Linked DNA regions of Mus musculus: region 2 is linked to region 1. The links are chromatin loops, found by intact Hi-C in ENCODE. Cell type or tissue: heart. All regions are shown on one strand. Each heading gives the region's core, and the rest is flanking DNA. Links, peaks and the distances in the headings are about the cores only.

Region 1 (12,170 bases), core at 1,938-9,937:
CCTGGCTTGCTCAGCTTGCTTTCATATAGACCCTAGGACCACCAGCCCAGGGATGGCGCCGCCCACAATGGGCCCTTCCCTCTTGATCACTAATTGAGAAAATGCCTTATAGCTGGATCTCATGGAGGCATTTCCTCCACTGAGGCTCCTTTCTCTGTGATAACTCCAGCTTGTGTCAAGTTGACACACAAAACCAGCCAGTACAGTCATATTACTTAAGTCACAAAACAATTTAAAAATGAAGGCTTAAAAATAATGTTTTTTGGTTTTTTGTTTTGGTTTAGTTTGGTTTTTTTTTGTTTGGTTGGTTGGTTTGGTTGGCTGGTTGGTTTTTTGTTTTGGTTTTTTGGTTTTTGGTTTTTGGTTTTTGGGGTTTATTTTTGTTTTTGTTTTTGTTTTTGTTTTTTCATTATAGACTTAACACTCTCCATTAAACTCCCACAGGAACCAAAATGTACAGATGTTCAGTTAGGCACCTTATAGGAAGGGGCCTGGTGCACTCAAGTCACTTCCTCCCATGTACTTTGAATCACCTCAAACTATTTTAACCCACACATGATTGAATCAAAGGATACAAAGCAGCAGGTCCCACCATCAGCACAATGCTCCCTGTGAGGAATATGTACTTTACCCTTTCCTTCCACCTGCTGGAGCCCTTCTAGGAGACACTCTTCCAGGGTGAAAATGGCCAATAATGGGGGTGGGGAGGGAGGTGATTTCTAGATTGTGTTAAAATCTGCAAAAATTAAAACACCCATAACATAAAACTGCCCTTCAATAAATGAAACAAACAGGAGGTTCTCAAAAGTAGGAGCACAGATGGTCAACAAATGTGTGTGTGTATGTTCATGTCCAACTATATATATATATATATAAATTCATGTTCAACTCCTTTAGCCACTGGGGAAGATTCAAATGTAAAATGAGCTAAGAGTCCATTTCACCCCAATAATAACTGTGAGTAAGAAAACATGACAACAGGGTTCCATTTTTGGCAAGGGTATGGGGAAGAGGATTCCTTACCCACCGCTAGCAGGACTATAACTGCTACAAATATCAGTAGAAAGTTTCCCCAAAAAATGAAAAATAGACCCATATATAGCACTCCCAGGCACTTATCCAAAGGACTTTAGCCTACAACAGACACGCTTGTGTATCCGTGTTAATTACTTCATAGTTCTCAACAGCAAGTATATGGAACTAGCCTAGATGTCCATCAACAAACAACTGGAAAGTGAAAAGACAAATATGCACAATGGAATTCTACTCAACTATAAAGAAAAATGAAAACTGCAGGAAATGGACAGATCTGTAAGGTATCATATTGAGTGAGGGGACCCTAACACCGAAACATAAAACTCACGTGTTCAGTCTCATATGTGGATCTTAGCTTGATGTTCACATGCTTGTATATAATGTGAGTATAAACCGAGAAACTGGTTAGGAGGGACCCTGAGCAAAAGGTGCTGAGAAAGGAAGAGGGCCAGAAGTCAGGTGACAGGAAAGTAGGAAGGAAGACACTGTGGGTGGAAAGACACAAAAGAGCACTGGCTGGGGGAGAAGCAGCAGCCAGAAAAAGAAACAAATAAAACAAATTGCATTGAAAAACTTGCCATAAAGAAACCTAATTCTTTGTCTGCTGATCCATTTTATCAAGAGTGTATAAATCTAATATTCGTACTGAAGAGGAAAAAAGAAAGGAAATATGCTGATCTGATCAAAATATGCTGATCTAACTGGAACCCCAAGTTGTTTTGGCCTTTGGTGAACTCAAGCCATACTCACCTCTTAAAACTGTCACGGTGAGTCTTCTGTGCATATTTGAGAACTGTTTGTATCCTTCTCCTACCTCAGCAGAGACTTAAGAAACACATCTCAGGCCTTGGCCCTTTCTCCCCATGGACCATGAAGCTGCTTCCTGTTATATTAGCAGAGATAAATCTCATAACCAAAAAAAGGATCTGAAGAGTATCTCATCTGAAGGGGCCTAAACATAAAGTCACTCTGTCTATGCCAAGAAACGATACAGATGTGTGTAAGTGCTGCAGTCTTCCAAATACCTTTACTACAGAATTAAAGCCAAGCCACTGTCCTTTTGGCTTGAAGTTCAGGGAAATTGGCTCAACTCTCCAACTTGCTCTAGAGTGTAGCCACAGCCCACAGCAAAAGCTGTACATGTATGCAACCCTTTGCAGAGCTAAGAGAGCCCCAATTTGTAATTCTACTTTGTTGGAGGAGTGTTGACACAAACCCCTTGGGTGTTTCACTGGGGTGTTACTGCTAAACATCAGATCGGAGCCAGAACTCAGAAACAGAATCTTAATTCTTTCTTAACATCCCCCTTCAAAACTGCTTATATATATTAACAGCTCCTGGCATTTTTGGGACAATGCTCTCTTCCTATTTCCTTGTGGCAAGCAGCAGGGTCTTTGATTTTTGACCTTTAGGTATCAAAACATGCATCAGAGCCATGGTTTTGAGGTTATTTTCTCCTTTGATTTAGGGAAGTGGCCAGAATGTGTGGAGGGATCACAAAGTTCACACTTCCTCTTATAAACAAAAGGAAAGGGCAGCTCACTCAAATTCTCACTGACTTCAGGGACTGATTTCTCTCAAAGAGGCAGCAAGAAAGAGAAGAAAATCCCGGAAACACATGATTTTAAGTTACCCTCCAAACAATAACTCAAAGTGTGCGTTGCAACACTAATTTTCAGTTTCAGAACTATCCTTCTAGGTCTGCAGATGTGAGATGGAATCCTAATTCTAAAAACCAGCTAATTAACAAGACTTCAAAAAAACTTGCTTCGCATCCTAAATCTTGTTTTGAATTCTGCGAAATGATCTCATAGAATTCTTGAGCAGAGTCAGATAGATAATATGCTCAGAGCATGTGACCATGCGAGTCTACCATTGTTAGCACTCTAGCTACATCCTCTGAAGATGAAGGCTAGCCACACTGCTCAAACCCTTCTCTGACCACATCATACTGAGGTTATTATGAATTATAAAGAGAAGTTTTGGAGATTTCCCTGGAAAACATAGTAAGGTGAGAGGAACTAATTTGCAAACACAATAGGGCCAGGGAAGTGGCTCAATACTAAGGCCTTGTCTAACATGTCTGAGACAGTTTGGTTCCCTGCACAGTAGTACCAACTGGTAAAAATAGCATAGATGAAAACTGGATAAGCAGGTTTCCATAAAGCAGCACTCCCTTAGAGAACTAACTCATAAACAGAAAGCAAAGCCAATGACCACTAACCAAAGCGGACAGTAAGCCCATGCTAAGGAGCAAAGCCCTCCCATCCCTCATCTAATCCTACCAACTGCCACAGCAAAACATAACTGTGTACATATTTCAGCAACATTAGGGGCAAGCATGGCTATGACCAGCTTACTGAAGCATTGGTCACCTCTTCCAAGAGTCACCTACGCTAACCTGCACTCAAGGTTATTGACTGGATGCAATATGGGACATCCAAGCCAGCAACAGCCCCACTCCCTCTACCTCCTAGCTTCCTCCTCTAGGGGTTCACATTCCAAGCTGACTAAACACCCCAGGAATCCCCCAGGCTCCCTGCTTGAAGAATCCTTTGACTGAAAGAAAACACTCTGGTGAAGAATGAGGAGAGGATATTTTAACTCCCAAGCAAATCTAAAAGAGTAGATGTGTCTCTGCTCTCCCAGATGAAAGAAAAGTGAACTTGTGAATCACTGAAAATAGAAGGCATTCAGACAAGAGGGGCCTTGTCTCAGAGTAATAGCCTCACTCAGAGATTAAAATAGGTCTGACCTTTGTCTCTGGGATTGGGATGTCTCAGTCATACTTAGCTGCCCCAGCAGAGGACCTCTGAAAACCTCCATCTGCTTGTTGCGAAACCGCATTTCTGGGTCACAGGGTGGTCTCTGTACAGAAGAGTCACTGAAGCAAGCCTACCCTTAGTTGAGGCTTCCATGCCAAGAAAATGGAGTGCAGTGAAATTCTAATTGTCTTCCCCCCCACTTCCTCCCTCTCCCCACCCCTCCATTCAAATGAAATCAGGAAAATTCACATTCTCCAAGTCACACTGAAGTTACTAGTTTCTCAGCCCTGACAGGCACCCCACAATAGGGGGTTTCTCTGCTTAGAGCGGTCATGGGAGTACAAGCCTTTCCTGTTGCTTGGAACCTCCAGGGCTTGGCTTTGTGGAATAGGATCAGCAGAAGAGAAGCAAACTATTTACAGCCAGAAGGCCCTGGATCTAGGAGCCTGGAAGCCTGTTTTCTGCTTTGACCTGACCAGTGAGTCACTGTCCCAAAGCCAAATGATTTCCGGTGCTTCGGTTTCACCTTCTATAAAGTAGAGATAATCATACCCGTTCCTCCCCACGTCCTAGTGCAGCGTAAAAAGATATCATTAAATGTGTGGGCCCTAGGGAGAGGAGGCTGAAATCAAAGCATGCTTACTGCTTTTCCTATTGCCAAATAACCTCCTTAATAATCATAGCTTTCTCTCCTAATAACCCATGCTACTACTGGCCTGGTAACCTAAATGTCAGAAGATCCATATCACACTGAAGGCCTGCTTGGTGTTAATTCACATAGCAAGGGATTGTTCTCAGAGTCAGCAACTCAGTTTTGTGGGTAGCCATTTACAGGAGTAGCTTCGACCAGGAGGAAGCAGGACCCTGAAGAGTACAGGGTCCAGTGGGCACAGTAGAGCACACTGCTGACCGGGTTAGGTAACAGTGGCATCACCTCTCCTGGCTTGTCTGCCAGGCTCTCCGGGCTCTCTCTGTCTTGAAAAGAACAAGGTGACGTTGTCCAACCACATGTACTCCTTGAACCATTCAACATCAACAAGTGTTATTTCAAACCTTGCCTGGGGGAGTGGGGGATGGGGTGGTGTGGGGTCATGTGGTCCACAACATTAAATTCTAATTTCGATAAATGTACCTGCTGTTCTTTTGTATTAAGTGATGACATGAAGCTATGAAACCTGAGGCTCTATTTTTGGCTTTATGTATTTTTTTTTTTTGTGGGAAAAACTACCCCTTAAAACTTTTCATGATGATGTGTGTATGTGTGTGAGTATGTGTGTGTGTGTGTATGAGAGAGATAGAGAATGTGTATGTGTAAGTGTGTGCACATGTATAGACTAATAGAACAATTTTCAGGAATTAATTCTCTCCTTTCATGTGGCTCCTGGGCCTTGAGTTTACATCATCAGGTTTGGCAGGAAGAACCTTTACCCAGTGAGCTATCACAAAGGCATCTTAGCCATTTTAAAATTAGTTTTAATTGGAAAATACGCACAACACAAAATTTGGTGTGAACTATTCCATTGCTATTCTTCCATCCTTAAATTCCATTTCAACTATTTTCATCTTCTCTACTTAAACAACTGTGTCTTGAGACAGTCTCCCTATTTAGCCAGGTTGGTCTCAAGCTCAAGATGCCCAGCCCTAGGCCTTTTATGTGAGGATCCGGATCCATTGAACAACTCCTCCAGCCCCTAGCAAGCACCACTCCACTCTGCCTTCATGCATTTGACTGCTTTAGGATCCACATGTAAGGAGATCTTTCTCTGACCAGCTGATCTCATTTAGTATCATGACTATAACTTTCCATCACCATCCCAGCAGATATCAGGACTCCCTGCATTAAGACTACTATCTCTTTGGAAGTGTGAATCACAGACTTTAAAGGCATGATCTCTAAAGCCTTTAATTCCAGAACATTCCCATGTTGAGCCTGAGAAGAAGTCTGCTGTGAGTTCAAGGATGGCATAGTTTTAATTTCCATTTTCCAGTTCATTGGGAGCATGTACTCAAGTCAGAGGTGGGACTGGTAATCACTCTGCCTCTGCCTTTCCAGGGCTAGAATTAAAGGCACGTCTCACCGTGCCCTACCATGTCCACCTCCTTTTTAGCCTTTGAAGAACCACCACACCACTGTTGATAGGCAATCCCTTGACAGTGAACAAAATCTTGCTTTTTCCACATCCTCTCCAACACTTGGAATCTTCTGGCTCTGTTTATGGTTTTGATAGTAGCCATCTTAATGTGCTGTAATTCCATTTTGACTGACGTGCAGGGAATGTGAGATAAGATTTAAACAATGTAGCCGACTTTCTTGTACTTTTGTGAGACTTTTCATGAACAAGTTGTTAAACATTTAAACAAAATAACTAAAAGACATCGTAAAGAATTGGATTTTTTTTTAGTTACCCTTGCTCTGCTGTCTGGAGAGGAAGTTTAAAAAAACAAAAGGACTTGCAAAGGACGGTAGGGGTTTTCCCTGTTGGTTCCAAGTCAGCAGAATAAAATGAGCCCAAGAGGCTGTAATGTGTTGCGCTGTATTCTCCTGCGTGTGTTTAGTGCAAATGTTCTAGATGTCTCTAAGGTGCTTTTGTGTGTTTCACAGTTTGCATATCTTCACTACGCAACTGCCTGGCCAGAGCAGATAAGCCCCAGAAGGAAGAGTGGAAGGGGTGGTGGTGGGATGGGGGCAGGGTGTCTTCCCAGGAACTGGGTAACAGAATAGGGAATCGAAGCGCTGCTAACCCTGGACAAAGGCAGAAAGAACAAGAATGAAGAGGAAGTCAGGCTGCGCTCCCCCCTCCCCTCCTCCCCCTCGCCCCTCCCCCGCCCAGGCCCGCCACCAGCTGATTTCAGCGTCAGCTGTTTGGTTTGAAGCCTACTTCCCCTTCTAAACTGCTGATGCCCTTGCTCTACAGCAGGGAAGAGCCAACCCTGCCATGCTAATCTCTGACTGCCCACAACCCCCCTCCTCAGTTCTCCCTCCCCCATCCTCCCCCAGTCATACCTAGGCATTTAAAAACTACAGATTACTGAATATGTACTAATTATGAATGTCAAACAAGATGAAATAACTTCAGTCTTAAATACATTTTTATTACGAAAGTGTATTCAGAGCAAAGTTGCTCTCTTCCACATGCTGTAACAGGGATTCAGCAATTTAAAACTGTTTGCTTAGCACAGGGCCTTCATTGACTGTAGAAAATTCTTAAAATTTTAAATAATTTTGAAACTATAATAAACTAATATGTACAATAAGCTCAAAGTCACTCCATTTTTTTTAATTATTTTTATTTTTGACATGCTCTGACAGGTCTAAACTATGCCATCCAAGCTAGGTATGCTGGTCCATACTTGTAACCACAGTGCTTGGGGTGTAAACAAAGTGAGTTTCTGTCTCAAATACGCAAACAAACAAAAACAGCAAAACAAAGAAAATCATCTTTGGTGTGTGGTCGCCCTTATTAGTTTCCTTCTAAGTTGTGAAGACTTTGATAGCTGCCAAGCCTTCACTTTGCCCCAGGCGTGGAGCACTCTGTAGAGCTGAGCGGGAGCCTGGGTTGGGTCAGACTGGTTCGATCTGGGTACATGGGGGAAATGACTGGCTAGAATGCGGCCTAGACTAACTCACTGCAGAACAAAGTCTAGACCACCCAAGACACACTGACCTCTTCTGTCACCCATTCTTCTTCAGCAAGTGGTCCTCAGAAGGAACCCCCAAAGGGAGGGAGCCTGGTATTTTTTATAACTACTTAGAAAGATATTTAGGAAACTTTGCTAATCTAGTTTTGTGACTAAGTCTAAGAAATGTCCACAATCTGGTAAGAAGGGCTGGTACGATGATGATTCAGTGGTAAAGATAAAGGGGCTTGTTTTGCAAGGCTGACTACCTTGGGTTCAATCCCGTGTAAAGATGAATGGGGAAAAAAAAAAAAAAAAAAAAACTCCACAAAGCTGTAGTCTGACACACACACACACACACACACACTAAATAAATAAACAATTTAATTTTAAAAAATTAAAAAGACATGTCCACAATCATAGTGTGTCTTTTTGCCACTTCCACAAACATGCAATTAATAAAATAATGTATGCCTACCAAGTGCAGATGGAGCCAGCTTCTCCAATTGTTTTTGAGAATTGTGCCAAGTGGTCTCTTCTGATTCTTGTCTATACACAATCCAGACCAGACGTGAATTCTCAGTCTTACTGCTCAGCATCCTGAGGGCCAGGATTTTAGGTGAGTGAAATCACTATCTGGCTTTAGTAGCCTTTGAGCTGTTTTAGACAGTTACCTTGTGCTTCCTAACAGGAAAAGGTGGGAGAGGTAATAAGCCTAAGGCTAAAGAGTAAGTAGGACCAGAAGGTTACAGAGTACAGGAAGTCTTCACACACACTCACACATATGACACACACAGCTCTATACCCAGAGTAAAGCCACTTGTTTTCTGAGCTAATCTCAGGGGGGTGGTAATAAAGAGAGTATTTTGTAAAGGAGATTGCCTGTCTTAAGAAAGGAGGGAGAAAGATGAGCAAATGAAAATTTTCCATTTGTAATTTTATTATTTTACTTTGAATGGCCTCTTCACGTATATCTGACAATTTACTAAGCCTAATGGCACATATTATCAATCCTAATATTTGAATATTTGAAGGTCTCTAGAGGCAAAGCAGCAAAGCAGGCTACCCTCTGTGAGTTCAAGGCCAGCCTGAGCTATATGTTGAGGCCCTATGTCAAATTTATGTATGTGTGTGTGTGTGTGTGTGTGTGTGTGTGTGTGTGTGTATGTGTGTGTATGTGTGTGTATGGCTCTGTATGTGTGTTTATGGCTATGTGTGTGTATGTTTGTATGTGTGTATGTATGTATATATATGGCTTTGTGTGTGTGTGTCTGTGTGTGTGTGTGTGTGTGTTTATGGCTATGTATGTGTGTATGAGTATGTCTGCATTGAACACTGGCATATGTGTGTCCAAAGTACACATGTGGAGATTAGAGAACAATTTTGAGGGTTTATTCTCTCCTTCCATCCTGGATTCCAGTGACAAACTTAGTTCCTCTGACAAGTGCATTGTCTAGCCAGCACTTGTACACACTGAGCCACATTTGTGGCCTCATTTCTTAATTGTTTTTGTTGTTTGATTGTTTGTTTGTTTGTTTGTTTGTTTTTGAGACAGGGTCTCACTAAATTTCCCAGGTAGCTCCTTGAACTCATCTTGTAATACAAGTTATCCTCAAACTTTCCATCCTCCTGCTTTAGACTCCCAAACTGCTGGGATTACAGGCCTACATCACCATGCCAGGTGAAGGAAATATTCCTTAAGGTAAATCAGACATGAATTCATGATAAGTAAGTCCCACTTTTGTATGACTATTTGATATTTATTCAGTACGTGTGGATTATTTTTATAACATTCAAATGTAATATATATATAAATATATACTATACACACATATATATTTGAAAATTAGAAAACTTTAGTAATGCCAGAAATCAACCATAGAATATTCCAGGACTCACAGTATGCCTCACATTTCAAAATGTGTCTTTCCCTTTTTAAACAAATGCTAAGCAAAGTTCCCTGTATCTCAAAAGCCAGTGGACTGACTTTCAGAGTGTCGACTCCAAATGTGCATCATTTCTCCTCTTCATGTTGAACTAGATGTTGTTCCCGGGATTCAAATGGTAGCCTACATCACATTTATGTCTCTTAAGGTTCCTGTCCTAGTGGAGCAGAGCAAGTCAAATCACTCAGCAGCATCAATAGCTTGCTGCTTTGAATTTCTAAGTATTTGCGAGAAACTGAGAGATGAAAGAAAGAAATAGGAAGGAAACCTGTTTGTAATTTTTGAAAAACTTATAAGCAAGGTGGGAGGGGTGGTGGTGTGCTGGGGACACGGATATATATATAGGATACAGACAATTCTACTTCCTTGGTGAGTGGGGGGTGACTGGAATGGGTTTTGCTTTTGTTTCTCAAAGTATTTGGAAGTTGAGCACTGTTCTTCTAAGCACTGTTTTAAGGTCTCTCATTTTAGGCAAATTGCCACATTGGGGATGGAAAAAATGGCTCAGCAATTAATAAAAGTTCTTGGTGTATACTGACAATGACCAGAATTTGGATTCTAACAACCATATACAATCCAGGCAGTGGGCAAATGCCTGTGTCCTCTGCCTTGACAAGACTGGAGACAAAAGGCCCAGGTTTGGGAAGAGACCAACATACACACAGAGACAAACATAAATAAATCATCTTTTAACTTAATTTTAAGTTGTAGCATTAGTAGTTGTTTTTAAAAATTAGATGTGGCAGTCTAGGGAATTTTCTGAACTGGGTCCTGAACATTGAGAAAAGACACCCCATGCCCCCCCACCCCCGTTCTCTCTTCCAAAATCAGGGGACCTGCAGGATCAGCCAAGGTGATGGCTGACACATTCTCTGAAGTCTTCATGGATGATTCCAGTAAGCAGATTTCCAGGGTCATTTAAACCTCTTTTTCCTGGGTAACAGGAAACCTCAGAGGTGAGTGAAGTTTGGACTCAGTCCTGAGCCAATTTTCTTCCATTTTAGACTCAACCTAGAGAACACCAGAGACATTCAACAGAGCCACTCTGAAAAGCTCTGCAGCAGGGCAGAGCTGCTGAGGCACCGGGGAAGCATGGCAAATGGGGTCTACCAGCACCCAAAGGCAATTTCCCGATGATACTCAAAGCTGAGCAGGTAGTAGGTTCCAGGAGCCCATACCCTTTGAGACAGTGGGCAGTTGTTTCTTAACTCTCTTTTGGGAAATGCAGCCAGTGACTCAGCACTCAGAAACTAGCCACTGTCAAGTCATAAGGGATTTTCCTTGTGCAAGGTGACTTTCCCAGGCCCTGATGTCACTCACTAACGGCCTTGCTCTGACAAGAAAGGAAGTTCAATGAACAAGTCTTTACCAGCCTTCTAAAGGCTGTGGGAAGTTTTCAATTTGCCTTTAACAAAGCAGGACTATTCTGAAAATAAAATAGGGAGCCAAAAAAATTGTGCTGCCATGGCAGGTGTAATGAAGACCATTCTAGACAAATCAAGTCATTGGGTCATCTCATCCCGTCTATATCGCTTGAAGCCTTGCCTTCCAAGAATAAACATGCATTTTCCAGTTTCCTGACACTGTGATGAATGCTAGAGACCCCAAATTCACTGTCCTTATCTCAAAAGCCTGAGACTAACAAGGGACACAAATACACAAACTGTGGTTTATGAAGTACTTATAGATATCAACACCATCCCAGGGGCGAGCCTACCATAGGCTGAGGAAGGAAAGAAACTTCCCAACGGAGGCACCAATCTGTCAGAATCTTTCTGAGACAGTGAGCAAGGTAAGAATTTCAGATTGAAAAACCAGCAAGTAGTGTCCATGAAAAACACAAGTAACTAACATGTAGTGGCTACTTTCTGCCTATTGGCTACTTTATATATAATGTCACCTTTAACTTCTAGTGCTTCTTGACTGGCCTGGTGCTAGAGAAGTAGCAGACAGCTACATTTTGATCTGAAAGCAGAGAGAGACACTGGGCCTGGAGTGGCTTTTGAAACCTCAAAGCCCATCTTCAGTGACACATTTCATCCCACCAGGCCACACCCCCTAATCCTTATCATCCTTTTAATTAGTACAACTCCCTGGAGATAAGCATATAAATATCTGAGACTATTGAAGCCATTTTTAGTCAAACCACTGAAAATGACACACAAATGATTAGGAAATGGCTCCAGGGATGCTCTGATGCTCTGTAGTGAACATACAGAATCAGGCCTGTCTATGAGCCACTCCTTGGCCTGGCCTGCCCTTCTCTTACCTGTGGTGCCTGCCTGTCTGTCTGTCTGTCTTTCTTTCCTTCTTTTTTCCTTCCTTTCTTTCTTTTCCCCTTATTTTCCCTGAACAGCTTCAGGTAAAGAAGGAATGAAGTATGATAGATGTGTTATAAGTAGAAATATAATTAATATAGTTAATTATATTGATGTAATTAATATAAGTTATAATATCAATATAATTAATATAAGTATAAATATAACGAAACATAATTCTGTTTTCTATAATGTAAGTCAAGAGCCTCACTGCCAAGAAAAATTAAAGAGGAACAGAGACTGGGTAACCTCTTGCCCAGCACTCAGGACACAGAGGCAAAACACAGATTAAATATTGAGACCATGTCTCAAAAGAGAGAGAAGCTGGGTATGGTGACATGTCCTGTAATTTCTGCAGAGCCAGAAGAATTGAGAATCCAGTAAGTAATAAGCTTAAGAGCAGCTTGGGCTACTTGAGAAGAGGGGATGGGAATGGGGATGGGAGTTTTTTCATGCTGTCGTCCCCAAAACCTTAGAATTTCTATGAG
Region 2 (12,170 bases), core at 1,509-9,508, 150 kb after region 1:
ATTTACATGAAAGGTCATTATGAACATATTCAGTGCTTTCCGTTATCATTTGAGAAAATCGAAGGCTTCAAGGCACAGTGCACCTCTCTTGTTTTAATATGCCAAGTTCCCCAGTGGCCTTGGCTTTCAGAGGAGCACCTCCATGCTGACCTCCTTTCAAATCCCCACATACAACTTTCTAAGGACAAGGGGTTGGTGCCCTGGAAGATCCAGCTAAAGGACTCATTAGTGAGCCATATGCCATCAGAATGTGAATATGGCAGTGCACATCTGCCTGGGAGGTTTGGGGTCACCCTCAAAAACTCTTTGCTTATCTTCAGACCTACCTCTAGGAAAGGCTATATATGCCACAGTATTTTGCTGACAGTCCCCCTTTAAGAAGTAGTTTGCTTCGGGGCAGTGGTGGTGCATGCCTTTAATCCCAGCACTTGGGAGGCAGATGCAGGAGCATTTCTAAGTTCGAGGCCAGCCTAGTCTACAGAGTGAGTTCCAGGACAGCCAGGGATACAGAGAGAAACTCTGTCTCAAAAAACTAAAAAAAAAAAAAAAAAAAAAAAAAAAAAAAAAAAAAAAAAAAAAAAAAAAAAAAGAAAGAAAAAGAAAAAGAAAAAAAATGAAAAAAAAAAGAAGTAGTTTGCTTTTCTACACTCAGCAACTGTCCTTTTAATCACCTCTATCTCCCCTACTCCCCACTTTCTCCATCATCACCATGATACTACTTTCCTCTTGTTTTTCTGACTTGGTACTTCGGTATTTCTTCTGCCTTGGCTCTACCCCTGTAGTTGCTATCTCCCAGGTCTATTCCATGAGTATAGAAAGGACTTTGCTGCTAACCTGATTGAAGTCCTGGACCTCTGAGTGCCATTGTTAATATCGGTACCTTCTCTAGTCTTCTCTCCTCCAGACTTTTTACTAAGAGCCAAACAGGAGCTTCCTCTCTAATGACACAGTTCTCCACTCACAGATTCACCTGCCACGTCTATCTAATCCTTTTGCAGATCTAAGCTACCAACTTTTTACTGCTTTCAATTATAATCTATTAATTGAGTGTATGCTTGTGTCATCTGTAGGTGTGTATGTGTGTTTGTAAGACATTTGGGTGTCATGAATAGGTGTATTGTGTCATGTGTATGTATGTGTCATATGTAGATATGTGTGTTAGAGAGACAGCGAGGGAAGGAAGGAGGGAGGGAGGGAGGGCGAGGGAGGGAGATAGAGAGATCGAAAGAGATGGTGTGTGGATGTGTGTAAGGTGCATACAGCATAGATATGAAGGGCAGAGATCACCTTCATGTGCAATCCACCTTTAAAAAAAAAAGATTTGTTTTCTTCTGCATGGACATGTGTACAGGACACGCATGCACATTTTCCACAAGTCATGCGTGGCAGACAGATGATAACCTACGAAGTCAGTTCTCTGCTTCCATCAGGTAGGTTCCAGGAAATGTCTTTACCTATGGAACTATCTTTAGCTCTCATCTTGCTTTTGAAAAAGGGTCTCTCATTTGGGACCTGGAGTTCACTGAATAGTTCTGGCTTAAGGGCCAGTGAGCTACAGAGATCCTTTTCTCTCTCCCAATCTCATGCTGGGGTCACAAGTGCATGCCACCATGCTTGGCTCTTCCATGTGTGCTGGGGATCAAACTCAGGCCCTTAGTCTCTTGCAGTTTTTCAGCTGAGCCCCTCTCCCTCCCTCCCTCCCACCCCTAGGATCACTTGTTTTTCTTAAGATAAGGTTTGGTTATCTGGCCCAAGCCAGTCTTAACCTCATGTTCTCCTTGCCTCAGCCTCCTGAGTGCTGGACTGCGGGTCTGTGCCATAATGCCTACACATCGGTTTTGTTTAACTGCACAGATTTGATGTTTATGCTTTAGCCAGTAAATTCTCCTTACTGCTCCCTAACACGGGGAACTATTTGGTCAGTTCTAAGTTCTCTTCACTCCAAACTCTCCCCTTGGCCTCTCTTCTCTACCTGTTTGTCCTTTTCCTTCCTCAGGGGTTTCTGACAACCCATTTATCTTACACAGCTTTCTTGAGGTATGGTTGCTTCAGCAATCTCCAGAGCCCTTATGTAAATCCAATCCATGTGAAAAATGTTCAAAACGACCCTGCACAACTTCAGAAAATCACAGCCACCCGCAAAATGATGTACAGGAAATAAGCTAAATTTTCAGTCCCCAAACACCACTCACTGAATCTAACTAGGAAGCCAGAATGATACTCCAGACCCTCGGCTTAAGATGCACAAAGCAGTGTAATAATAACGCACTCTACTACATATAGCTCAGGGTGAATGTATGTGTCAAAAAGCAAAAGTTTGTTTGGGGTTCATTTTAAGGCAGGCTGTCATGTAGCCCAGGCTGATCCAGGATGTACAATGTCAAGCTCTGGATTCTCTTGCCTTCACTTGCCAAATCCATATATTATGGGTATGCACTACCACATCCAGCCTGAAAACTTTACTAGCAGAGGGGCAGGAAGCTATCAAGAGTTCCACTTGGGAAAGAGCAGGAGAAATGACATAGATCAGGTTTATCACTATAGCTTGCCTCAATGACTGAAGGCCAGGGTCCAGGGCCATTTGCAAATAGCAAGCCAGCAGTTATTCAAATCGCTTCTGCTTGTAACCCGTGCAAATCCTCCCACATACAGAAATGCTATATAAATTATTGCTAACTATTTTGTTTCAGGAACAATGAAAAGGAAAGAGCATGTACATGCTTAAATCAGGCATCTATTTTTCCCTGTGTGTGTGTGTGTGTGTGTGTGTGTGTGTGTGTGTGTGTGTGTGTGTGTGAGTGTGTGTGTGTGTGTATTCAGAGCTGGTAGTACCCACAGAACCTGCAGACATGCAGGATGGAGTGCCTATGAGACCATACAGCTGAGAAGTTCTGCTACTGGCTTGTTTCTCCTGATTATAAGTCACTTGGCTCAGTATTCTCTAGGTCATTCCTCACTTCAAAAGGAGAAGCATTGTGGTGGTAGATAATGCAAGGGTTAGGGAGTGTTGGCCACAAAGAAGGCTTCATTTTCTAGCAGTCAAGGGCTTTATTGCCATCCACAGTAGGCCAAGAATAATTCATTGCTGCCTCCTTGAGCAGCTGTTCCTTAATTCTATTGTCACCACAGAGTCAATCAAAAGAGAATAAGGAAGTTTATTATTTTGATTTGTTTCTTTAAACCTGAAAAATCAGGAAATAAGCCTGCAGTCATAAAAATATATAAATTCAATCCCAGTTCCTCAGTCAGGAAAAGTACCAGGCCTTGTAAGCTAAGCAAACTTAACTGCATCACTACTTAGACATACCCCCCACCGAAGGACCTGATAGCATTGCCAGGCCAGGCCATGTAGAGCCAAACTGAGCCCAGCCATTCATGCAGCTCTGAGGGAGCAAGAGAGAAAGTGGACAGTGCCCAGTGCACAGCAAGCGACACCTCTTTGCTTATATATATAACTCTCAGTAAGATGGCTACAGATCACATTTCCGGGCAAATTTTCTACTTGAAATTAAAACATGTGTATTGGGGGCTTCTATTAAGCTTTTTTGGTTTTCACAATAAATTTCTGGTTATGTTGTCTTACCTAAGGTTCCTATTCCTCTGAAGAGACACCATGACCAAGGCAAACTCTTATAAAGAACGACATTTAATTGGAGCTGGCTTATTGGTTCTGTGTTTCAGTCCTTCCATCATCATCATGGTGGGAAGCATGGCAGCATCTACGCAGGTCTATCTTATTCTGAATGCAAACAGGAGAAGGCTGAGCATCCTCAAGCAGCTAGGAGGAGGCTCTTAAAGCCCACCTTCACAGTAACACACTGCCTCCACAAAAGCCACACCTACTCCAACAAGGCCACACCTCCTAATAGTGCCACTCCCTGAGCCAAACATATTCAAACCACCACATATGCTTTTGCCAATAATACAAGATCTTCAGGGGAGTAGATTTTCCACTCCGTTTAACACATACAGTTCCCTAGGTGCTAGCATCTAGAAGGGAGGTGACAATGTAGGAGTGAATGGGATAGCAGGCACTACCTGTGTGCTGCAGTCACCTTGTTCTGTCTGGACCTCAGCCCCACCTCCACCTTCTCAGAATCCCTGCCCAGAGGATGCCTACCTCATTAGTTGTTTGATCCCAAGATAAACAGCCTGTCTTAGTCAGGGTTTCTATTCTTACACAAACATCATGACCAAGAAGCAACTTGGGGAGGAAAGAGTTTATTCAGCTTGCACTTCCACATTGCTGTTCATAACTTAAGGAAGTCAGGACTGGAACTCAAGCAGGTCAGAAAGCAGGAGCTGATGCAGAAGCCATGGAGGGATGTTTCTTAGTGGCTTGCTCAAGATCAAAAGTAACACTTTCATTAATACAATTTTTGGAAAGAGTTGAAGCTTTGTACCCTTTTTATTATTATTATTTGTGGGTGTCTTTTTTTCTTTTTTGTTCTAAGAGTATAACCCACGTATAGGCCCTTTAGTCAATTCTCATTTTCCTTATTTACTTATTTCATTAGATATTCTTGTTTTATTATTTATGCTGTTTTTTGTTTTTGAGTAAGAGTCTCAAGTGGTCCAGGCTAGACCTTGAACTTCTGATCTTCCTGTTTTCATCTCCCAAATTCTGGGATTACAGTTATCTACCCACCACACACATCAATCCTCATATTCTAAGGTCACTTGAAAAACTTTTTTTACTGAGTGGATTTGCCATTAACCTAATACAAAATTAGATTAGTTCTTGTTTCATTTTGAATTTTTATACTCATGTCCTAAAATATTAGCAATATAGTCTATTTGTCTTCCACAGGGGCATATAAAGAAGTCATTCTTCATTTCTCTTTACAGCTGTATAATATTTCCTTGTATAGAGATATCCCAGTTAAGATTTGTCTGCTGAAAAGCATGTGAGTTCTTTCAATAGTCTTATGGAAACATCTTCTGAGATCTGCCAGCACACCTGTACAGTAATTTACATGATGGAGCACTAAATGCAAAACAGTCAATAAAATATCTTTAAGCTGCATAAGTGTGAGTAGCAGTCATGCGGAGCAATGGTCCTCGTTTCCAAGCTCAGGGAACAGAAGGAGCCTTTGGTTCCTGGCAAAAGTCAGCAATTGTCTCTTCCAGAAAACTCATTGAGTCCTCATAGCAAAGAACTTTTTGGAAGTATACCAAACATGTCCCAAAGGAAATAAATTCTTGTTAGTAGCACTCTGGATAGGCGTGGACCACTGCCACACACCAAGTGGAATCCATGTTATGTATGCATAAAAAAAAATTAGGCAAAGTCTAAACTGATCTTAAAACTCCCCTGGAAAGCGTCGTATTGGAGACTGCCACACAGTGAATGCATGCAGCTGTATTTCCTCTGACGTGAAAACCTAGCAATGTGAGTTCAGTACTGGGTGAAAAACTCCTGGATGCTCAGTACAGGTCATTTGCCACCAAGTGCAGCAAAGAAGACAATTAGTATCAACCATTCTCTTGGAGGTTGAGCCTGGTTGCTATAAGGGCATGTGATGTGTCTCCAATGAAGGCAAATGTAGGCAAAAAATATGGCACTTTACAAGAATGTTGCTCTAAATGGAGATAAAGCAATATGTAGTCCATTTTAAAAGATTTTTAAAATGTGTGTGCGTGAGTATTTGTCTGTGTTTAGGTGAGTACAGGCGTCCAGAGTCAAGAAAAAGCTGAAAGTCAGGACTTTCAGAGTTGGCATTAACAGGTGACTGTGGATCAGGGAGGAGCTCAGAGCAATGCCATGCTTTTAACCACTGAGCCATCTCTCCAGCACCCTGCATTTCCTATTTTTAAATTCAGTTTTTAATTCCTTATGCACATTATCATAAGGCTCCACTGCCACTTCTTTTATTTCCACAAGCAAGGCACATTCTTGACCAACAGCTGTGCAGCAAAGGGTTCCTCCACAAATAATCCAGTAAATTCCCATGAAGCTCCATTTAAAAAAGAGATGTCTGCCCAGGGGAGAATCTAGCTGTGTCTGGTGACTCCCCTATGACATCTAAGAGTAATCTTTGCCAAGCGATTGTTACAAAAAAAGAAACCCCGAAGTTATACTATCAAGCAGAAAACAAAACAAAGAATGTCATGGAAAATGTCAGTACAGGTCATCACTGGTCTGGGCCTTCGGTGTGGAACGTGCATGCTGAAAGCCAGCATGGAAAATCTTTGCCCTGCATCTATGCAGAGCAGGAAGCAGCTCCCAGCAGGCCTTGCTCTTCAGACTGGCCTGTGTTGAACTTGGCAGGCTGCCTACTGCTTCAGCTCCTGGACCTCAGGCTCATTGTTCCAGGGCCACGGGCAGCATTTAAGACATAATAGGCCTATGTGACTACTTAGGGTTCCCAGCACAGAAAAGGACTTAGTCCTTATCTAGTAACAGCAAGCTGAATGCACGTTAAAAGTCTTTAGAAGAAGCAGATTTTTTTTCCCCGTTTCTATTCTTATTTGTATTTTTGGCTGATGAATTCCACTTGCATTGGGGCTCTGGAAACAGAAACAGGATGAGTTAAGTCAAAAGAAAAAACAAGCATGGCCTTTTGTGGAACCCTGGGAGGTATTTAGAGCCTTGTGTCTTAAGAGACTGGATGCCTTTTTGCTTTCCTGACCCAAGCTATTTTTTTCTTTTCTAATTGCCAGCCTTGGTAGCTATCAGTACTCAATACCAACCGACAGGTCGTGTGGATATTTTTCTACACTCTAAAGCCATTTCAAACACAAGAAAGTGTGGCTTACTCATCGTTTAGTCAAAAGGGAGAAAAGACCCTTTCCACTCTCCAGACTGCCATAGGCATTGTGTAAAAGTCACATGGTTGGATGCTGATAAACCCTCAAGACAGTGTCAGACATGGTGGCACAGGGTTTGAGGCCAGCCTGGGTGGTATACAGCCGCAGACCTCTACCTGCCCTGGTGCACACTGAAGGATCCTGTTGGTGCCACAGGGGTTTCCTGGGCTGTAGACCTTAGCAGGCTCTTTGCACCCCCACTCTACCTTCTACCCCAGAGCACAGCTGGTAGTTCCCCCAGGCCAGAGGTACAGCTCAGCCTCCATGCCTTTGGTGTGGCTCTGACTCTCCCTGTAGCAAAACCCAGCGTCCTGGAGAGTCAGGCTCCAGAAGGTGTTTGTTGAATTGAAGGAGGGGTCCTAGTTACCTACCTCCACCAAACCCCACCCTCGGATGCAGCCAGCTGGCCCTCAGTGCTGGTTTCCATTCCTCTCCTCTCTTGCTTTTGTTTATTCCAGACGCCAGGACCCCACTGTGGAGTCTGAAAGCAAGGTCTGGTCACTCAAATGACTTGTCCTAGTGTTGTCTTCTTGACCTTCTTGAACTGATGTCAAGGGAGGAACTTTGTTCCTTTAGGACATTGTGCTTTAGAAACATATTTAGCAAGGCTGGAGGACAGACGGAATGGGTGCAGCTTAGGTGTCATCTTTGGGGGTGACCTTTGCTCCAGACATGATCATCAGCCTATTTTAAGTTTTTACACTAAAGTCACTCTAAAGGCAATAGGCAATAGGTTTCAAAGGCATGAACTACTCCGAGCTTGTTCTGAAATGAATGAGAAGGCAGATCTGATGTTACTGGCACGGATATTCTTTATTCCATTTGCGTACAACGCTATGCTTGAGATCCTCTTACCTCAGCACAGAGAGCCTGGATCTCTTGTTTTTTTGTTTGTTTGTTTTTCCTTCAGTTTTAAGTCCAAAGGGACTTTAGGGGTAAAGGCCTCTCTAGTGTTGGCAGGTAACACCTAGTGGTAGATAGCCTCATTAGCATTAGCTAATGCCTCAAGGCATTAGCACATTTGCTGGCCTGGAGGATGACTCCATCCCTCATAATCAGCTTTGCCCCTTGTTAATTAATGTGCCTTACCAAAAGGAGGAAGGCAAGGCAAGGAGACCCTGTGGAGGTCTGTGAAGGGGAAACAACTCCTTCCTAGCCCAGAAAGTAGGATCTAGGGTTACCACTCACCCTAACTGGAGATCTAACAAGGAAAAACTATTGTCCCTTTCTGTAGGAACTAGTCCACTCTGCCTGCCAGAGGGCCACTCCTCAGAAAAGCTGATTTACCCGAATTCCTGCTAAAACCAGAGTGTGTGTGTGCGTGTGTGTGTGTGTGTGTGTGTATGTGTGTGTGTGTGTGTGTGTGTGTGTGTGTGTGTGTGTGTGTGTGTGTGTGCCGGTGGAGTGAATTATCCCCGTAATGAGATAATGTATTTTACCTTCAGAAGCCCCTCCCTGATTCAGTTGCTTGCAAATCCTGAGTGCTAAGCCTGCCTGCTTGCCAGGGTCCTAACTCAGAAGGAGTACCTTTTCCTTTCCCTTCCTTTTTACTCCTTCTTTGGATACTGACCCAAATCCCAGGGGCTGTACTCTCCCACAGTTTTCGCTGAGGACCCTAAGCCCTTTGCACATCTGTTTGATGGCTTCTGCTTATTTGTACTCCCTTCCTCTTACCTATTTCCCTCCTTCGCACAGCTGCTGGGATCTACGCCTTGACTGTCCTCTTATTTTTCTCTCAAACTCTAGTAAAATGGTTCTAAAGCTTCCTTCTAAGTCCACTTTTAAGTTGTATTGTTAATGGAATTAGGAGCTGACAAAAGGGACTCCCAAATGCTTGATAACACTTCTGCCTGATAAAAGCCACCCAAGAAACTCAATGCCTTATTCCAGAAGTAAACTAGAAATTCACAGCCCCATTCCATATTAGTTCTGATTAATGGTACTAAATAAATGACAGAGTATAGTTACTATCCCTGGGCCCTCCCCATTCCGTGACTGTCTCAGGGAATGACCCGTTCCTATCTCTCCTCATTTGTAGACTTCCCTTAATAGGCTGTGTCCAGGGTGCTTGGTCTCTTGTTCAGGGTATCTGTGTACTCTCAAGCATTCTCAAGCCTGCCTCCATTGATTAGCTCAGACTTCCTCATAGTGTGGAGGCTTCAAGACCTTAGATTGCATAGAAACTGAAAAATTTAGGACTCAGTATTCTAGTAAGCAAGGTAGACAATGTTTTTCACATCTTGTCTTAGAATTTACCTAATATTAATTATGTTATACTTTATTGGACAAGTGTGTGTAAGTGTGTGTGTGTGTGTGTGTGTGTGTGTGTGTGTGTGTGTGTGTGTGAAAGAGAGTAAGAGAGAGAGAGAGAGAGAGGCAGAGAGAGAGAGAGACAACGAGAATGTGGGCCCTTCCTCTTCTCCAGTACATCTAGGCTGCTACATATTGGAAGTTGAAGATGTGTGGTTTCTAAGGCTAAGGCTCAGTGTTCGTGACACATACATCTGGGCTTTGGAAATGTTTAACCTGAGACCATGTTAGATGAACAGGCAGGCAGAAGCTAGCTTCATAGTTGGACCGCTGCACAGAGTAAAATATATGGCCAACTGTGATGGTTTATATATTCTTGGACCAGGGAGTGGCACCATTTGGAGGTGAGGCCTTGTTGAAATAAGTGTGACCTGGTTGAAGTAGGTGTGCCACTGTGGGTGTGGGCATAAGATCCTCACCCTAGTTGCCTAGAAGTCAGTCTTCCACTAGCAGCCTTTGGATGAAAAAACTCTCAGCTCTGCCTGCGCCATGCCTGCCTGGATACTGCCATGCCTTGATGATAATGGACTGAACCTCTGAAACTATAAGCCAGCCCCAAGCAAATGTTGTTTTTTATAAGACTTGCCTTGGTCATGGTTTCTGTTCACAACAGTAAAACCCTAACTAAGACACCAACCAACAGAAGTCTCTACCATACTTGCTCTGAGCAGAGTAGTTGAACATCTCTGACACTGTCTGGCAGAGCACTCAAACATCTCGAGCCACCAGGCACTGTGACTGTATTTCAGAGTCCAGGTGAGAACCACTTGATCCAGTTAAGCCCTGGGACCACAAGAGATGATGATAAGTTATTACTTATACCTTTAAATTCTGCTTGGCTTGTTGGTGCAGTTCAAACTGCAGTCTCTTCAGCTGTCCCATTCCCCAGTATGGCTCTGTCCTCTGAATCCCCTGGCCTTTAGCATCAGTAACCTACTTCAAAGAGGTTTTCGTCGATGGTTGTTGAGCACGGACTCTTACATTTGGGAGGATGTTCTTAGACATGATATAAGACATGACCACAGTCATCTAGAAAAGAAATCAGTGTAGAGACAGTGGGAGAAAGAGTATGAAAAGACGGAGAGAGTTATTCTGCCTGAAGTGCATTGTCCAGAAGATGGAGAGGTCTTCAACTGGATCTTATGCCAAGTGGCTGTTTAATAATTTGTTTTGTGGAAACAGAGATCTCCTAAACTTTCTTGAGAAAAAAATTAATATGGACAAGACTCTGTTTCCTGAAAATTCGTCTGGAGGCTAGAGGTGCAGTTCAGTTACAGAATGTGCTTGGCGTATGTGAGGAACTAGGATTGGTCCCCAGCACACATGAACACACATTTGAATGTGAAGCTCAGTGAGTTGTGTTTAAGTGACAGATAGAGGTTATCAACATGGATAGAGGCCGTAAAGAAGAAATGATCATGGCTGTCCTGGCGAAAAGCAGTAGATCCTAGAACCCAGCTATTGCAATGGGAAATGGATGAAAAGGAGTCAACTTAAGACATGCCCAGGAGTTGATATGACTCAGAAACACTGGCATTCCATATTTGTATGCATGTCAGATCTTATTGCAAAACCCCAACCCTTGATCATGTGTAAACAAAATAAATAATTCCATAGAATGTTTTTAAAAAGACCCACACATTTGGAAAAAATTTTTTAAATTGAATCTATAATTTGGGGTACATAGGCTCAGCAATTTTTTTTGGAGCATTTATAATCATTTCTAGGATTTGTTTTGGCTTTATTTTCTTGAGACGAGGTCATGCAATGTGGCTCTAGACCTCACTATGCAAAATAGCTGTGATTGTCTGGCACTTTTTTTTAAATGTAGATTTCTTTTATTAATAATTTGTGATGGTTTCTTTGGTTACCAAAAGTAATTCTAATCTGGTTGAATTTAACACACACACATACACAAACACACAACACACCCTTTAATCTCATCTTGAAACATTTAGTGATCCACCTCATTCAATCTCTATAGTCAATGTGAAAAGAAAAAAAAGTGAACATACATACCATGACATGTTTTCACAAAAACCCATTTCACTATTTGTGGGCCATAAAACAGTCAAATACATTTAAATGACGTCTAGGTGACTGCACCACAGCTGTACTGATAACTAGATAACCAACCCAGTTAGAACCAGCCAACTCTCCTTTGCATCATCCCTTGCTTTGATCATGTCTGCTGAAAGGAGGGAGCCTGTTGGCCTCATGGAAATACATTAAAGCCAAATCTCCTGGTTTCCATTTCCAGAGGTTTCCTTCGGGTAGATCAAGCCTTTGCTTACAAAGCAAGCCTGAGTTTGTGGTTGCTGATATTAAAGTTCTTCCGGCCTGTCTCCTAAGTGCTGGGTTTACAGGTGTGAGCCTCCCAGCTCAGTATTGTAGACATTTCCAATATACTCATATTCCTTTTTAACTTTTTCACTTACACATCCCTCTAACACAGTGGTTTTCAGTCTTTCTAATGCTAGCACCATTTCATGCAGTTCTTCATGTTGTAGTGACTCTCAGCCATAAAATTATTTTCATTGCTACTTCATAACTAATTTTGCTACCATTAAGAATTATAATGTAAATATCTGATATGCAGACTATCTGGTATGCGATCCCTGTGAAAGAATTGCTTGGCCCCAAAGGGTTCGAGATCCTCAGTTTGAGAACCGCTGCTCTAGTGTATGAGGAGCACAAGAAGATCGGGTAAACAGTCCTGGGAAATTGCTATTTGCAGGCCTTAAAAGCTTTCAGAGGCTGATGGAGAAGCTGTAGGGTTTTTAATCTATGTGCTCCCCCTAGTGGTCAAGCCAGTCTTTGACAATTTCTCCAGTATGCTCCGTTTTATATTGAAATAATTGCAATGAATTAACTCTAAATGTATTTACACTTTAGCATTTTCTCTTGCTTTCTCCTGAATAGACTCCATGAGATTCATGATGAGCCTCACATGCTATTATTGTCATAATTTGTAATTATCAGTTTTCAGTGGTGTTTATTGAATTTCAGATTACACCAAAATGTAATTATCACCTAGTATGTATGAGCTA

Evidence for each region. Peaks named below come from ENCODE experiments on the same cell type or tissue, not always from the same donor. Only the 100,000 strongest peaks of a DNase experiment are listed, where the experiment ranks them.
Region 2: a loop joins it to region 1, with 1.8 times the contacts of the local background. A loop is called at or near these places in 3 of 42 quality-filtered maps.

What each region holds. Positions count from the first base shown.
Region 1 is chr10:37,226,550-37,238,719 of GRCm38, reverse strand. No RefSeq gene overlaps it. Among named protein-coding and RNA genes, the nearest start is that of Gm26535, 87 kb to the left of the region's middle. In heart, for the core only: no CTCF peak of the experiment used is centred there; DNase peaks (open chromatin) are centred at 2,339 and 6,639; H3K4me3 peaks cover 670 bases; H3K27ac peaks cover 4,177 bases.
Region 2 is chr10:37,072,743-37,084,912 of GRCm38, reverse strand. No RefSeq gene overlaps it. Among named protein-coding and RNA genes, the nearest start is that of Marcks, 60 kb to the left of the region's middle. In heart, for the core only: no CTCF peak of the experiment used is centred there; DNase peaks (open chromatin) are centred at 5,122, 6,252 and 6,972; H3K27ac peaks cover 2,213 bases.